Regions from separate parts of the Homo sapiens genome. Here region 2 is linked to region 1. A link is an interaction called in ENCODE POLR2A ChIA-PET data of the cell type or tissue named here. Cell type or tissue: PC-3. All regions are shown on one strand. Links, peaks and the distances in the headings refer to the core of each region. The heading gives the core; the rest is flanking DNA. Region 1 overlaps EIF2AK2 (eukaryotic translation initiation factor 2 alpha kinase 2). Region 2 overlaps STRN (striatin).

What was found. Peaks named below come from ENCODE experiments on the same cell type or tissue, not always from the same donor. Only the 100,000 strongest peaks of a DNase experiment are listed, where the experiment ranks them.
Region 2: POLR2A ChIA-PET joins it to region 1 with 7 read pairs; 9 of 35 experiments call an interaction of 5 or more read pairs at or near these places.

The regions. Positions count from the first base shown.
Region 1 is chr2:37,139,157-37,147,494 of GRCh38, reverse strand. It overlaps EIF2AK2 (eukaryotic translation initiation factor 2 alpha kinase 2), which reads left to right. Exons shown (of 17, transcript NM_001135651.3): 4 at 522-642; 5 at 5,794-5,942; 6 at 7,738-7,864. Among named protein-coding and RNA genes, the nearest start is that of EIF2AK2, 14 kb to the left of the region's middle. In PC-3, for the core only: a CTCF peak has its summit at 4,749; no DNase peak of the experiment used is centred there.
Region 2 is chr2:36,949,622-36,957,959 of GRCh38, reverse strand. All of the region lies in intron 1 of STRN (striatin), which reads left to right. Among named protein-coding and RNA genes, the nearest start is that of STRN, 13 kb to the left of the region's middle. In PC-3, for the core only: no CTCF peak of the experiment used is centred there; DNase peaks (open chromatin) are centred at 4,909 and 6,249; H3K27ac peaks cover 2,004 bases.

The sequences.
Region 1 (8,338 bases), core at 303-8,302:
CACACACCAGGGACTGTTGTGGGGTGGGGGGAGGGGGGAGGGATAGCATTAGGAGATATACCTAATGCTAAATGACGAGTTAATGGGTGCAGCACACCAACATGGCACATGTATACATATGTAACCTGCACGTTGTGCACATGTACCCTAAAACTTAAAGTATAATAATAATAAAATTAAAAAAAAAAGAAAAAAGATATGACCTTATAAATGTAAGCTGGGGGAATGGCAACTCTGGCACAACTTTGAGGTCAACACTTTAGTTTTGTGAGAGTGCTCTTGGCATAAAGTGGGAACCATGGTGGAGCCACAGTTGACTCCAGAGAGAAAAGAGGGTAGAAACCTTTCCATGCTTCAACAAGACATGCTGCTTTACTGTTTGAGGTGACTGCTTAAATGCTATATTGAATGTAGGTTCAAACCCTCAAAGGTAGTCATAGGAGGTAGTGATGACTAGAGTACTTGTTTTTAGATAGTGCATGAGTTGTATAATATTTTATGAATATTCTCTTTGTAATCAGGTTTACATTTCAAGTTATAATAGATGGAAGAGAATTTCCAGAAGGTGAAGGTAGATCAAAGAAGGAAGCAAAAAATGCCGCAGCCAAATTAGCTGTTGAGATACTTAATAAGGAAAAGAAGGTGAGTGATTGCCTTTTTTCCTAATAAATGGGAACTTGCAAATACATTTTCTGTTTCTCTCTGTGAGAAAATACTTTCATACAGAGTAAAGCCATTCACACGTTCCCTTACATTCAAGAGTTTGGTTAAGTCATTCACCCTATCTTCATTTCTATGAAACCCTGAGTGAGAGCCACACCTAGGACACCATGGGCAAAGCTGGATAATAGTTATTTAGAGTGTCAGCAGCAGTTAAATACTCTAAAGTTGAACAAATATGGAAAGGTGAGAAGTGTTCAGTGGGAAATGAGCTGACAGGTTCTGGGAGGAGTCCCCTCCACCTAAATGAGGAAGTACAGTAAAAAAGGAAAAAGAGATGAAAGTGATTGTAGGGAGAATAATGTACAGTGGTCACTCACTCTCTGTGGGGAATTGGTACCAGGACTCCCTGTGGATGCCAAAATTCACTGATGCTCAAGTCCTTTATATAAAATGGCATAGTATTTACATATAACCTATTTACATCTTCCCATATACAGTTATGCATTGCTTAACAAGGAGAATACATTGTGAGAAATGCACCTTTGGGCAATTTCCTCATTGGGCAAACATCATAGAGGTACTTACACAATCCTGAATGGTACAACCAGTACACACCTAGGCTGTGTAGTATAGCTTATTGCTCCTAGACTACGAACCTATACAGCATATTATTGTACTGAATACTGTAGCCAATTGTAACACAATGTTTAGTATTCATGTATCTAAACATATCTAAACACAGAAAAAGTACGGTAAAAATACAGTATAAAAGACAAAAGGCTGGGCTTGGTGGCTCACACCTGTAATCCTAGCACTTTGGGAAGCTGAGGCGGGTGGATCACCTGAGGTCAGGAGTTGAAAACCAGCCTGGCCAACATGGTGAAACCCTGTCTCTACTAAAAATACAAAAAATTAGCTGGGCGTGGTGGTGGACGCCTGTAATCCCAGCTACTTGGGAGGCTGAGGTAGGAGAATTGCTTGAACCCGGGAGAAGGAGGTTGCAGTGAGCTGAGGTTGTGCCACTGCACTCCAGCCTGGGGATCCTATCTCAAAAAAAAAAAAAAAAAAAAAAAAAAAAAAAAAAAAAAAGACAAGCAAAAGTACACCCATATAAGGCACATACCATGCATAAATAGAGCTTGCAGGACTGGAAGTTGCCCTGAGTTTGTCAGCAAGTGGGTGGTGAATGAATGTGAAGGCCTAGGGCATTATTGTTTACCACTGTAGACTTTATAAACACTGTATACATAAGCAACATTCATTTTATTTAAATTTTTTTTCTTCAATAATAAATTAACCTTAGCTTACTATAACTCTTTTACTTTATAAACTTCTTATTTTTAACATTTTCACTCTTTCCAAATAACACTTAGCCTAAAACACAAACGCGGCCAGGCGCGGTGGCTCATGCCTGTAATCCTGGCACTTTGGGAGGCCAAGGCAGGCAGATCACCTGAGGTCAGGAGTTTAAGATCAGCCTGGCCAACACGGTGAAACCCTGTCTCTACTGAAAATACAAAAATTAGCCGGGCATGGTGGTGGGCACCTATAATTCCGGCTACTTGGGAGGCTGAGGCAGGAGAATTGCTTGAACTCAGGAAGCGGAGGTTGCAGTGAGCCGAGATCGTGCCACTACATTCCAGCCTGGGCGACAAGGCAAGACTCTGTCTCAAAAAAAAAAAAAAAAAAACCCACAAAACCACAAACAAACACATAGTATGGCTGTACAAAAATATTTTGTTTCTTTACATGTTTATTCTATAAGCTTTTTTCTATTTTTAAAATTTTAAACTTTTTTTTTTAACTTTTAAACTTTGTTGTAAAAAATTAAATCATGGTTGGGCATAGCGGTTCATGCCTGGGATGTCGAGGAGCCATGATTGTGCCACTGTACTCCAGCCTGGGTGACAGAGTGAGACCCTGTCTCAAAACAAAACAAAACAAAACAAAGGCTGGGTGTGGTGGTTCATGCCTGTAGTCCCAGCACTTTGGTAGGTCAAGGTAGGTGGATCACTTGAATTTGGGAGTTTGAGATTAGCCTAGGCAACATGGTGAAACCCTGTCTGTACTAAAAACACAAAACATTAGCCGGGCTTGGTGGCATGTGCCTGTAGTTCCAGCTACTCAGGAGGCTAGGCGGGAGGATCACGTGCCTGAGAGGTCAGGGCTGCAGTGAGCTGTGATCTTCTGACTGCACTCCAGCCTGGGCAACAGAGCAAGACCCTGTCTCAAAAAAAAAAAAGAAAGAAAAAAAATTACAACACAAACACACACATCAGCCTAGGCCTACACAGCGTCAGGATCATCTACATCACCATCTTCCACCTCCAGATTTTGTCCCTCTGGAAAGTGTTCAGGAGCAATAACATACATGGAGGTGTCATCTCCTATTGTAGCAATTCCTTCTTTTGGATTACCTACCGAAGGACCTGCCTGAGGCTGTTTTACAGTTTACTTTTTTTTTTTTAAGTAGAAGGAGTAACTTCTAAAATAATGATAAAAAAAGTATAGTAAATATATAAACCAGTAAGTTACTTATCATTATCCAGTATTATGTACTATACATAATTGTGTGTGCTAGACTTTTTTATAAGACTGTAGAACAGTAGATTTGTTTACAGTAGTGTCACCACAAATGTGTGAGTAATGCATTGTGCTGTAACCCAGGAGTTTAAAATTATCCTGGGCAATATGGCGAAATGCTGTCTGTACTAAAAATATGAAATTTAGCCATTACAGTGGCTATGACCTCATTAGATGACAGTAATTTTTTAGCTCCATTATAATCTTATGGGACCACTGTCATATATGCAGTCCATTGTTGACCAAAATGTGATTATGTAGTACATGATTATCCTTTAGATCATCTCTAGATTACTTATAATATCTCTAATACAATGTAAATGCTATGTAAATAGTTTTTTTGTTGTTGTTGTTGTCGTTTTTTGAGACAGGGTCGTACTCTGTCACCCAGGCTGGAGTGCAGTGGCATGATCAAGGGTCACTGCAGCCTCAATCTCCCCAGGCTCAGGTGATCCTCCCACCTTAGCATCCCAACTGGCTGGGACTACAGGCACGAGCCACCACACCTGGCCAATTTTTGCATTTTTTGTAGCGATGGAGTCTCACTATGTTGCCCAGGCTGGTCTTGAACTCCTGGACTCAAGCAATCTGCCCACCTCAGCCTCCCAAAGTGCTAGGATTGCAGGCATGAGCCACCACACCCAGCTATAAGTAGTTGTTATGCTGTATTGTTTAGGGAATAATACAAGAAAAAAAATCTGCATATATTTAGTACAGATGCAACCATCATTTTTTTTCCAAATATTTTTGATCCATGATTGGTTGAATCCAGGGATTTGAAACCCGTGGATATAGCGAGCCAAGTGTTTACAGAGAGCAGGTAATGGAGAACCAATATACATGTGACTGGTATCCCGGAAAATAAGAACAGAGTAAATAGTGCAGAAGAAAATGATCTGAAGAGATTTCAGCAGACAATGTTTATGAAATAAAGAAAGACTTGACTGCAGATTAAAACAACTTAATAGATACAGGAAAATTTAGAACCACCCAGACCAACATTGATTCTTTTTTTTTTTTTTTTTTGAGACAGAGTCTCGCTCTGTTGTCCAGGCTGGAGTGCAGTGGCACAATCTCACTGCAACCTCCGCCTCCCATGTTCAAGCAATTCTCTGCCTCAGCCTCCTGAGTAGCTGAGATTACAGGCACCCACCACCACGGCCAGCTAATTTTTTGATATTTTTAGTAGAGACAGGGTTTCACTATGTTGGCCAGGCTGGTGTTTAACTCCTGACCTCGTGATCCACTCGCTTTGGTCTCCCAAAGTGCTGGGATTACAGGTGTGAGCCACCGCGCCCGGCCCCAACATTGATTCTTATGAAAGTACTGTGCTCCAGAGATGAGGAAAGAATTTTATAAGCATCTAGAGAGAAGAGGAAAACTATGTAAAATGTAAAAATTTTTAAAATTTCATGCTGTGCACAGCAACATTATAAACCAGGAGATAGTGTAGCAATGCTTATAAAATGAAACATGAAGTCATTTACATTTTAGACACCAGAGGGCCATTCTCAGATTTGGAAAATGTTGGGAAAATTTAGGTTTCAAGGTTCTTTCTTGAAAAATCTACTTAAAGATACCCTTCTAACCAATTTTTTTTTAACTCAAGCAAAAGTGCAAAGTATAATTATTAATGAGGTAGAAAATTGAGTCAAGAAGTTAGAAAAAACAAAAAACAGAATGTTTTACCCCCAAAAAGCAGAAGAAAGAAAATAACAATGGTTGAAATTACTATAAAAGAAATAAAAAATAAAAAAAAAAGATCAATAAAACCAAAAGCTAGTTTTTTGACAAGATTAATAAAATAGCAAAACTCAGCCGGGTGTGGTGGCTCACACCTCTAATCCTAGCATTTTGGAAGGCTGAGGCGGGCAGATAACTTGAGCTTAGGAGTTCGAGAACAGCCTGGGCAATATGGCCAAACGCTGTCTCTACAAAAAATACAAAAAAATTACCCAGGCATGGTGGTGTGTGCCTGTAGTTCCAGGTGCTTGTGAGGCTGAGACAGGAAGATGGTTTGAACCCAGGAGGTCAAGGCTGCAGTGAGCTGAGGTTGCACCACTGCACTCTAGCCTGGGTGACAAAGTGACACCCTGTCTGAAAAAAATTAAAAAAATATCAAAACTTTGGACAAGATTTTTGTCGGACTAAGAAAAAAAGGTAGAGATAATAATAGTAGAAATGATGCTATTATATTCATCTTTTTCATTAAGTTATGATCCAGTATACAGCTTTACTGTAATATCTCTTGCCTTGTTTTTTGAGATTAGAAAGGGTATAACAAGCTAGAAAGTGTTATAGTACTTTCCAAGGACAAACAAGAAAAAGTGACTTCTTTCCTATTGTTAAAATCTATCTTCGTCGATTTTTTTCTGGTAGAGGGAGATACGTAGTCACACTTTTGCTCAAGGTAATATAATAGGAAAATATATAACATCCAAGTTGTCTTTCAAATTGCTCATTTAGTAATTTTATTAGAAGAATGATTTTTAAAAGGTTAAATCTTTGTTGTCATTTATATTAAACAGGAATTTTTTTTCTTTGTAGGCAGTTAGTCCTTTATTATTGACAACAACGAATTCTTCAGAAGGATTATCCATGGGGAATTACATAGGCCTTATCAATAGAATTGCCCAGAAGAAAAGACTAACTGTAAATTATGAACAGTGTGCATCGGGGGTGCATGGGCCAGAAGGGTAAGACATAATTTGGCTTTTCTTTCTGTTTCATTGTATTTAAGCAATAAAGTTGGTTTATTTTCGTGTCTAATTTTCCAGAAATATGTGTCCTTTTAAGCATTCTGTATGCAAGGTTTTACATGATTGATAAGTAATTGGATTTATAATTTGTAATTAAAATGCTTAATTGCTGAAGCCATGGAACCCATTTACCATAATTGATCAAATTAGGGTAATCCTTTATTTCAGAGAAGTAGCTGGATGGTTTAGTCTGTGGAACACCCAAGAGAGTACAGGGTGCCACTGCTCGAAGAATACAGAAATCTTTTCATCATTGAGGACATGATGGTGGTAACTGTCTGAAAACCTCTCTGCCACATGTATAGAATCACTCTTCACCCTTGTCAGATCAGGGAGCTCTTTGTCCAGGTATTTGTCCTTCAAATTTGATTAAATGAACAAATACCATGTATCAGAAGGAATGAGCTTTAGCCCTAGACTATGAGGAGACCGGGATTTGAGGGATCTGATGAGACAGATGAACTAGAGTTTCAAAGTTACTGAGAACATCACCAGTGAGCTAAGATGTGTGGAAATAGGATAAAGAATGGATTGGAACTGAAAAAAGCAGAAATCAAATGAGTATGAGGCAATTGTTTTTCAACTACAACCAACCAGTTAAAGAGAAAGAAGAAAAAAAATATCTACATGGCAAATAGTTTAAATCATCACTTTAGGATACACTTCTATGAATTGACTCAGCTATTTACAGTCATGGCTTTTGAGCCAAAACCAGGAAGAGAAAAATGTTATAGTATTCATTGGAATGAAATAGTCAAAAGTGAATCTGTGAGTCAATCTCAATAATTAAGAGATGATTTTATTTTCTGTAGCTCACTTTTTTGGTTTCTTTAAATTATGCTAACATTAGATACCTAAAAGAAAGAAGAAATCTGTTTGCGGGGGGGGGCAGTATCTGAAAAAAATAGGAGCTATAGAAATGATCCAGTCACTCAACCCAGCTATTTAATTCAGGGTCTAGCGGGGAAGACTCACCCTGTTTGGATGTGTTTCTCTCGATGGCTTCCAACAGAAACATAAAGCAAAAGGAGTTCAAATACTGGAATCATTTTTCAGTAATAGATAGTAACCCTGTGATATAAATTGCCATGTCCATTGTTTTATCCCTTAAAAATAGTTATTATATAATTGTCCAAGTATCCTTGCCTAACCACAAATGTCCTTACATCTAATAGGAGGAGAGTGTGGACTTTAGTATAGGGAATCTGCACTGTGGGGATTTTCTCAAATTTTTGTGCACATGAGCAGATGGCAGACAATGGTGAAGTTAGAGCAGAATCCATGCTTTGCTCTTCCCCTACACTATAACCTCATAGCTTCTCCTGTGGAAGCCTACTTTCTCTGCTGGCTTTTTCCTTCCCATTTGAGCACCTCTGAAAAAATTCACTGGATCTCTTTCTTTCTTTTCTACCTCCGTATCTTTTGACCTTTGGGGAATTAAAAAAAAAAAATCACCACTTAGTGCCTTTGTGCCAGATCTTTCAGCAAAGCAACAAAAAATTAGAAATTGCCTGGAAAATGCAAGCTCAGATGTCAGCTGATCCTGGGTATTCAGAGAAATTGGTCAGGCATGTTACTGAGGGTTTAAATTATGCAAGATATGAACTATAAATCTATCTAATAAATTGGTGTTATCTTAAGATCTCTGTTAATATGTTATTTTTTTTGAATCCTAAGTTGGATTTGCTATATTTTTCATGTTTGGATAAGTACCTTCTATGATTTCTCCTAGATTTCATTATAAATGCAAAATGGGACAGAAAGAATATAGTATTGGTACAGGTTCTACTAAACAGGAAGCAAAACAATTGGCCGCTAAACTTGCATATCTTCAGATATTATCAGAAGAAACCTCAGTGGTACGTATTGCCTTTGGATTAAATTTTTATGTTTTAAAATTCCCTCTGAAGTTGACTTGAGGTTAGACTGTGTTAACATTATGCCAAGACAGCCAGTGATTTAGCAAAATGATTCCTCCATTCTGTGTCGTACCGATGAGCCATGCACCATGGGGCCATGAGGCCTCAGAGGGATAAAATTTCTGGTGGCAACTCAGGGTAGTTTTTAAACTCCAGGCTGGGCTGGGTGTGGTGGCTCACACCTGTAATCCCAGCACTTTGGGAGGCCAAGGCAGGTGGATCTCCTGAGTTCAGGAGTTTTTTTTTTTTTTTTTTTGAGATGGAATCTCGCTCTGTTGCCCAGGCTAGAGTGCAGTGGCACGATCTCGGCTCACTGCAACCTCCGCCTCCCATGTTCAAGCAATTCTCCTGCCTCAGCCTACTGAGTAGCTGGGACTACAAGCGCCTGCTACCGTGCCCGGCTAATTTTTTATT
Region 2 (8,338 bases), core at 86-8,085, 190 kb after region 1:
CAACAGAGTGAGACTGTCTCAAAAAAAAAAAAAAAAAAAAAATTAGCTGGGCGTCGTGATGGGCGCCTGTAATCCCAGCTACTCGGGGGGCTGAGGCAGGAGAATCACCTGAACCTGGGAGGCAGAGGTTGCAGTGAGCCGAGATTGCACCACTGCAATCCAGCCTGGGCAACAGAGACTCCACCTCAAAAAAAAAAAAAAAAAAAAAAAAAAAAGACAAAAAGAAGAACTATGAGACTAATCTGAGCTCTCAAATAAAGGTATCTTCTTCAGAAAGGTTTTTTTTTGTTTGTTTTTTGTTTTTTACATTTCCTTCTGGTAGATGTCTAGAGTTATTACCAGTCTGGGGCCACTTTATTTTTTATTTTTATTTTTTGAGATGGTCTTACTGTCACCCAGGCTGGAGTGCAGTGGTGTGATCTTGGCTTACTGCAACCTCTGCCTTCCAGGTTCCAGCGATTCTTGTGCCTCAGCCTCCGGAGTGGCTGGGACTATAGGTGTGCACCACCACGCCTGGCTAATTTTTGTATTTTTAGTAGAGACGAGGTTTTGCCATGTTGGCCAGGCTTGTCTTGAACCCCTGGCCTCAAGTGATCTGCCCGCCTCCGCCTCCCAAAGTGCTGGAATTACAGACGTGAGCCACTGCCAGGCCTGGAATCACTTTAAAGTAAATGCATTACTTAAGATGTTTGGGCCACCCAGCTGATGTGAATTTTGGTTGTGAATACATTTGAGGGCCAATATACTTCTGTTTTGTCTTTGCTTTGAAGACATAAGCCCTTTAGGGATCTAGCTAAATGTGAGGTATATCACCTATTAGACTGTCCACTCTGGAGGGGTAGGGTGTTTGATTTTTGCTCCTTGAGTCCTGCAAGGCTGTTTGTTGTGATTGGTCAATATCCTAAGGGCAAAAATGGCTTTTTGTTCCTTTACCTCACTGGGTTCCCATTTTCCCTTTTATTTTGGCCAGATAATTCCTTCCTATTTTTGTGTTGCTTTTAAGAAAATTGTGAAAATATTTTGTCCAGAATTTTTGGCTGCGTTCAGTAGAAGAATTGTTGTGGGGCACCATAACTGGAAACTGAATTCTCTTATTTTACTTTCAAAATCTGACAAATAAGAATGGCCCTACTAATTTTTGGGGGAGAAATAATGTTGACAGACAGCACTTCTTTATCAAGAGATGTGCCTATTTAGTCCTGAACTTTATTTCAAATCTACTTTTCTTTGAATGGTAAAGGGAGACCTACAGTTTTTCTCCAAAATCTTGATAACTGAAGCAGAGTTTAAAACAAACAAAACCCTTTGCTATGCAGTCAATGAAAGGTGTTTGAAAGTTCAGATAATCTGGATAGAGTCCCCTTTGCCCACCTGCTATCTCCTTGATGTCAGCTATACTTTTGATTTGCTAATGTGTGTAGCATCCAGGTTTCAATTCTGGGCCATTAGAAATAAAATTGTCCTTGGATCTTTGGCGTTTCTTGCCTCGGTGGCCAATCTGACAAAACAATCTGTTGACCATCATAATTGGACAGTTGAAAGTATGGGCCTCAGAGTCAGACATCTCTATCACTTTCATTTTACAATTTTTCTAGGCCTCATTTTTGTAAATGTGGGTGATAATATCCCTACTAAGCAGGATCGCTGTAAGGTTTAAAAAAGATAAATATGCAAAATATGTGATATATGATGGGTGTCCAGTAAGTGGTTTGCTTTTTTGTTGGTTGAGATTTCTATGGACAGAAGGCATTAGATTTATTATTTATATAAGTCCTATTGTAGAAGCCAAGAACCAGTTTCAGTGATCCGTTTATCATAGTAGCTACTTACATTCTCTTTGTCCTGTAAGTACAGGTTGAGCATCCCTAATCCAAAAACCCCAAATTCAAAATGCTTCAAAATCTAAATCTTTTTGAGTGCTGACATGATGTCACAAGTGGAAAAATCCATACCTGACCTCGTGTGGCAGGTTGCAGTGAAAAAGCAGGTGCTTTTTCAACAGAGTTTATTTAGTATCCCATAGGGAAAAGTAAAATTACGTTTAAACTGTGTGTATAGGGTATATATGAAACATAAATGAATTTTGTGTTTAGACTTGGGTCTCATCCCCAAGATATCTCATTAGGTATATGCAAATATTCCAAAATCTGAAATCTAAAACACTTCTGGTCCCGAGCATTTCATATAAGCGGTACTCAATCTGTAGTGGTTTGAGGACAGTGAGTTGTGTGTTGGAGGTAGGGGACAGGCTAGAGATGGCAGAAGTAAGTGGTGATAGCTTGTAGATATTAAGGACTGGACGTAGTAATCGAGGCAGATTTGGAGTTCAGAAAGGACGCTTGAGGCAAGAGAGAAATTGAGGAAGGGGTTAGAAGGGGAGAAGAGACAGAAGAAGGGAGGAGAGGGGTGGAAAGAGCAGAGGCAGAGGAGAAACTGCACACATTAACCTGTTCTTAACTCTACAAAGATGTCTTATCTGTATTTTTCATTTCGGCACTTATAATTCTAGAATTCTAGGGCTGACAGGGATACACACGCATGCATATGCACATATGCACACATGTGCACTGCCCTCCTCCCTCTCGATTTTCTTTCTTCATTAGACTAAGAATATTTTACCTCAGAGGGACCTTAGAATTTAAGTAATCTCATCCCCCGTTTCATCAATTAGGGCTAGAGAAAGGAAGTGACTTTTCTCAGGTCACTGTGTGAATTGGTTTAGTCTAGTTTAGAACCCATGAGTCCTAGTACCCAGGCCAGGGCATTGCTCTCTATACCATATCCTCTCCTTTTTTTGGTCCCTCACTCTGTGTAGCTGCTTCTGACCTGAAGGAGCCAAGTGAATTTTAATATTTAGATGATTAAGTATGGTTTGAATAGCTGTCATAATTTAAATTCTTATCACTGATTATTTGAAGTTTTTCTTCGAGTAGAATAATTTAGTGAAACGGTATAGTAAGAGGTTCAGGAAAGTCTTTAACAATTTGTGTTTCTCAGAAGTGTTTAACAGTGTAGTTCTTGGACTGGGCATGGTGGCTTATGCCTTTAATCCTAGCACTTTGGGAGGCTGAGGCTGGCGGACTGCCTGAAGTCAGGAGTTTGAGACCAGCCCAGCTAACATGGTGAAACCCCGTTTCTACTAAAAATACAAAAAATTAGCTGGGCGTTGTGGCACATGCCTGCAATCCCAGTTATTTGGGAGGCTGAGGCAGGGAGAATCGCTTGAACCCAGGAGGCAGAGGTTGCAGTGAGCCGAGATCACGCCATTTCACTCCACTCCAGCTTGGGCAACAAGAGTGAAACTCCATCTAAAAAAAAAAAAAAGTGGTTCTCTCATTTCCTTAAATACTTTTATTTTTTTGTGGGGAATACTGAAATAAAATCCTTATTTCATCTTAAAAAAATCTGCAAATTTGGAGCTCTTTTTTTTTTTTTTTTTCCCCTGTTTGAGACAGGGCTTTACTCTGTCGCCCAGGCTGGAGTACAATGGTGTAATCTCAACTCACTGCAACCTCTGCCTACTGGGTTCAAACAATTCTCCTGCCTCAGCCTCCCAAGTAGTTGGGATTACAGGCACCCATCACCACACCTAATTAATTTTTTGTATTTTTAGTAGAGACAGGGTTTTGCCATATTGGCCAGGCTGGTCTTGAACTCCTGGCCTCAAGTGATCCATCTGCCTCAGCCTCCCACAGTGCTGGGATTATAGGTGTGAGCCACCACGCCTGGCCAAATTTGGAGCTTTTTTAGCTTGCTCTGAGGGTAGCTTAACTAAGTTCTGTATATATATTTTAATATAGTTTGTTTATTGATCACATATCAAATATTGTGATCTTTGATATAGCAAAGATCAAGCACTTTGATTTGATTTTTAGGTTATTTTTAATTTTTATGTTATTTGGTTAACCTAAAAATTTGATTTTTAGTTTATTTTTAATTTTTATTTTAAAGAGACTGTGTCTCTCTTCTATTCTGCCCAGGCTGGAGTGCAGTGACTATTCATAGGCATGATCATAGTTCACTGCAGCCTCACACTCCTGGGCTCAGTTGATCCTCCTGCATCAGCCTCCAGAGTAGCTGGGATTACAGTCTTGACCCACTACATCTGATTATTAGTCTATTTTTAGGCTGTTTTACATATGCTATGTTAGAACAGAATAATATGTTAACTGTGTATTTGCTCTTATGCAGAAAGTTATTTGACAAAATAAGATCACTTTCTTGGTAGACTTAATGCTGTTTTTTCTTAAAGTACCTTGGCCTGGCACGGTGGCTCACGCCTGTAATCCCAGCACTTTGGGAGGCCGAGGTGGTTGGATCATGAGGTCAGGAGATCGAGACCATCCTGGCTAACATGGTGAAACCCTGTCTCTACTAAAAGTACAAAAAATTAGCCTGGTGTGGTGGCGGGTGCCTGTAGTCCCAGCTACTTGGGAGGCTGAGGCAGGAGAATGGTGTGAACCTGGGAGGCGGAGCTTGCAGTGAGCTGAGATTGTGCCACTGCACTCCAGCCTGGGTGACAGAGCAAGACTGCATTTCCAAAAAAAAAAAAAAAAAGGACCTTATCTGTATAAGATAATGGAATATTAGAATATTAGAAAACATTGATATGGAAGAAGGAAAATTTGTTACAGAATTGACTGGAAGCAGTATGGCAGAAGACAAAAGTAGTAGGTATTTTGTTTTGTAGATGAGATGGAGAGAAAAATAAGGGAATAGGAACCCTGGAATTAAGGTGAGCTGGGGAAGTATTGAATAAGGTTGGGTGAAATAGGTATTTTGGGTGTGGCAAATATGCATCACTCACCAGAAAGATTCAAGGAAAGGGCCGGGGGAATGTTTCATTACTGAACACACAGGTTTCATTAGCATTCATTTGAATGTGAGAGAAATCAGATCCAATACTGGTATATCTAGTTATGAGAAATAAACACCATGTCAAATTCCACAACGGTGATGCCAGTTTCACCTGATGGAAAATTACAGCCCATTCTGGGATTTGTTCCTTTTTTGTTTATACTTCCTAAATGAGAAGGTTAACCATTGAGCAAAAGAGCTTAAATTATAGGCACAACCAAAACCTGCTCCCTGAGGAATGTGGATTGGTGTAAAGCTGAAAGGAGGGAACAGGGAGGAGCCTGTGATCTGGGTCAGCGCACTTGCTGAACTTGAAAAGTAGAGTCAGCCAGGGGAGAAGGTATCCATGGCCCTAGTAATTCAACCCAGTACTTTATCTTTTGTTTCTTCTTTCTGTTCTTTATCTGCCAACATTAATAATAGTTTCATTTATTGAGCATTTTCTGTGTGCCAGGTACAATGCTAAGTGCTTTATATCTACAATCTATTTTAATCCTTGTAAAACTGTATGTGGTAGATATTAATCATTCCCAAATGCATAGGTGAGAAATTTGGGAAGAAAGGTTAAATAATTTGCTGTAGAAAAAGGCTGAGTGATGGGTCTGGGCATGGTAAGTAGAAGCAAATATTTTGGCTTTTTTTTTTTTTTTTTTCTCTCGTGCTTCAGGGTCACTGTGCAGGGCTGAAATGTTTTCTTCTCCCTTGTTTGCCTGGTGAATTTCTAATCATCTTTCAAGATTCCATTAATTCTGGGAAACCTGTCTGACTTCCAGGCACAAGGAAGCTTCGTGCTTCCCTAACAGCTTGTATTACAAAGCAGAAGCATTGTTATCCAGCACCATCCAGACTGGTGGTTGATCAGTTAATCCGAAAAGATGTTAAAATGGTATCTTAAAAAATTTGTTTCAGGTTAATAGTATATAGATGTATATAGTCCTTTCCCAATGTAAGACAGGCCTACCCACCCTTCACATTTTTGTTTCTTAGAATGCTAATTCGAGTTTTGTATTGTCATTCTTGAATAAGCCACAATTGTGTGTGTGTGTGCGTGCGTGTGTATTTTCGGGACGAAATTGTTCCACCTCACATCATCAGGCGTTAGATTCTTGGGAGTGCCGCACAACCTAGATCCTTCGCATGGGCTGTTCACAGTAGGATCCGTGCTCCTATGAGAATCAGCGTTGCCTCTGATCTGACAGGAAGCGGAGCTCAGCGGGTAATGCTGGCTTGCCTGCTGCTCACCTCCTGCTATGCCACCCAGTTCCTAACAGGCCATGGACCCATATCGGTCAGTGGCCCAGGGGTTGAGAACCCGTCCTATCTCATACTTGGTATATATTTGTTTCCTCAGTAGACTCTGAGTCACCTAAGGGCATTTTTATTTCTCTAAGGTCAGTAGAGTGACTGGCACATAGTAGCTGCCTAACAAGTGGTTCTTAAATGAATGAATCATATATTAGGTTACACTGTTACTCAATATGTATTAACATGTGTCTATATATGTATATCTTGTCTGTCAGCTAAATTGTGTCCTTAAGGGCAGGACCTGTGTTTCAGACATCTTTGATATTTACCATGTTTGTCATAAATTTAGTGAATGTACAGTATATTTTGGTTTTAGGCGAGCAGTGTATCTGTCCCTTTTGCTGCTTGCTAGTTCTGCCTTACAACTTCCACTGGAAAGAGCTTTTTAGTGCAGCAAATAGTGTCTGCATTTTATTGTATAAAGCATTGCCTGGGCCATACCAAATCATTTTGACAGAGGTCATTTCAGGGATGCCACAGGCTTCATAATTGCTACTTGATGCTAGTTGTAGCAAATTGCACTTGGGTTTTGGTAGTTGTGAGTATAGTGTTGTCTCCTTCCACCCCGCCTTGTGTGTTAATCACTGACTGCCAGGAAATCTCTTTGACATAACATCCTAAAAAGTTTTTGTTATCAGTAGGGCCCTGTAACATTTTTTTCCTTTTCTAAAGCCTATGCCTTCAAGTTTTTTACAAGTGTCTTATTCCTTCTAAATTGAGAACTAATTGAATATTTTTTCTTGTAGATAAATCTTATTTTAAATATCTAGTTATCATTACTTTGCATTCTCCTTTTCTGATTTTATGTTACATTACCAATATCTTATGATATTTAAACTTTTTTGAACTCTGCTTTTTAAAATAAATAATATAAATGCCTCAATTATCTGGAACTTACACTGAAACACTGTAATCTTGTCTCTGAGCCTGCTTCCCCTCAAAAAATTTAGATTTAGCTTTTCAGATGCTTATAGCTAGCCAAGTAAGTGAGAATAAACACAAAAAGGCTAAAATATGCAAGTTCCGGAGTTGTCAAAGCTTCATGTAAAATGTGTCATTGTGGAATTTAAAAAATTCTACGCTTTTTCATCAAGGTTTTTGGTTGGGGCATTAGACACTTCCTGAAATCTGGCATTCTCCTAGGCACTGGGGATACCATGGAGAAGAGGCAGATATGGTCTTGGCTCACATGGGGCATATAATCAAGCAGTAATTCTTAACCTTGGACAGACTTGAGTCCATTATGCCAATGGTCATCTCCACTTTGCCATGCCATTTTAGTTTTCCCTAAGTAAAAACTACGCCTGTAATCCTAGCACTTTGGGAGGCCAAGGCGGGTGGATCACCTGAGGTCAGGAGTTCGAGACCAGCCTGGCCAACATGGTGAAACCTCATCTCTACTAAAAATACAAACATTAGCTGGGCGTGATGGCGCGTGCCTGTAATCCCAGCTACTCAGGAGGCTGAGGCAGGAGAATCACTTGAACTTGAGAGACGGAGGTTGCGGTGAGCCGAGATCAAGCCACTGCACTCCAGTCTGGGTGATAGAGTGAGACTCAGTCTCAAAAAAAAAAAAAAAAAAAACAAAACCAAACCAACCAACCAGTAACAACAAAAGAAACCCCTTTCTCAGCTCCCTTATCTATTAGTATTGCCATCCTGTCCCTCATTCTCCTTCATTTTACTCTGAATTTCTCTGAACGACCACATTTACTACCTTCAGTTTTTTTTACTAGTCTCATCTCTCTCTCTGTTCCTTTGTTGTCTTTCTCTTTTTCTGCTTTTGGTTACTCATTTCTCAGTCTCTTGTGATCTTGCTTCTGATCTCTATTCAGATAATTGATTACCAAATTATATATTTTTTTCAGCAGTTACTCTGACTGAAGTCCTCTCACTCTACCTAATTCCTTTTCTTTGGATGATTTACAAAATTATCTCTAACTAGTCTTGATACTTTTTTGCAGTTAAAATTGTACATGTCCAGTTTTTGCTAATGTCTTCACCTGGATGACCTACTATAACTTGAAACTCGATCATCCTTTCTAAAATCCTTTTCCCAAACCCAGTTGACCCTTTTCCTCAGATCTAGCCCCCAGTTTACCCTTTCTAGAAACCTAGCCTCAGCTTTCACTCAACCTTTCACTTTCTTATAGTCACTCTTCTAGCCATGCATTAG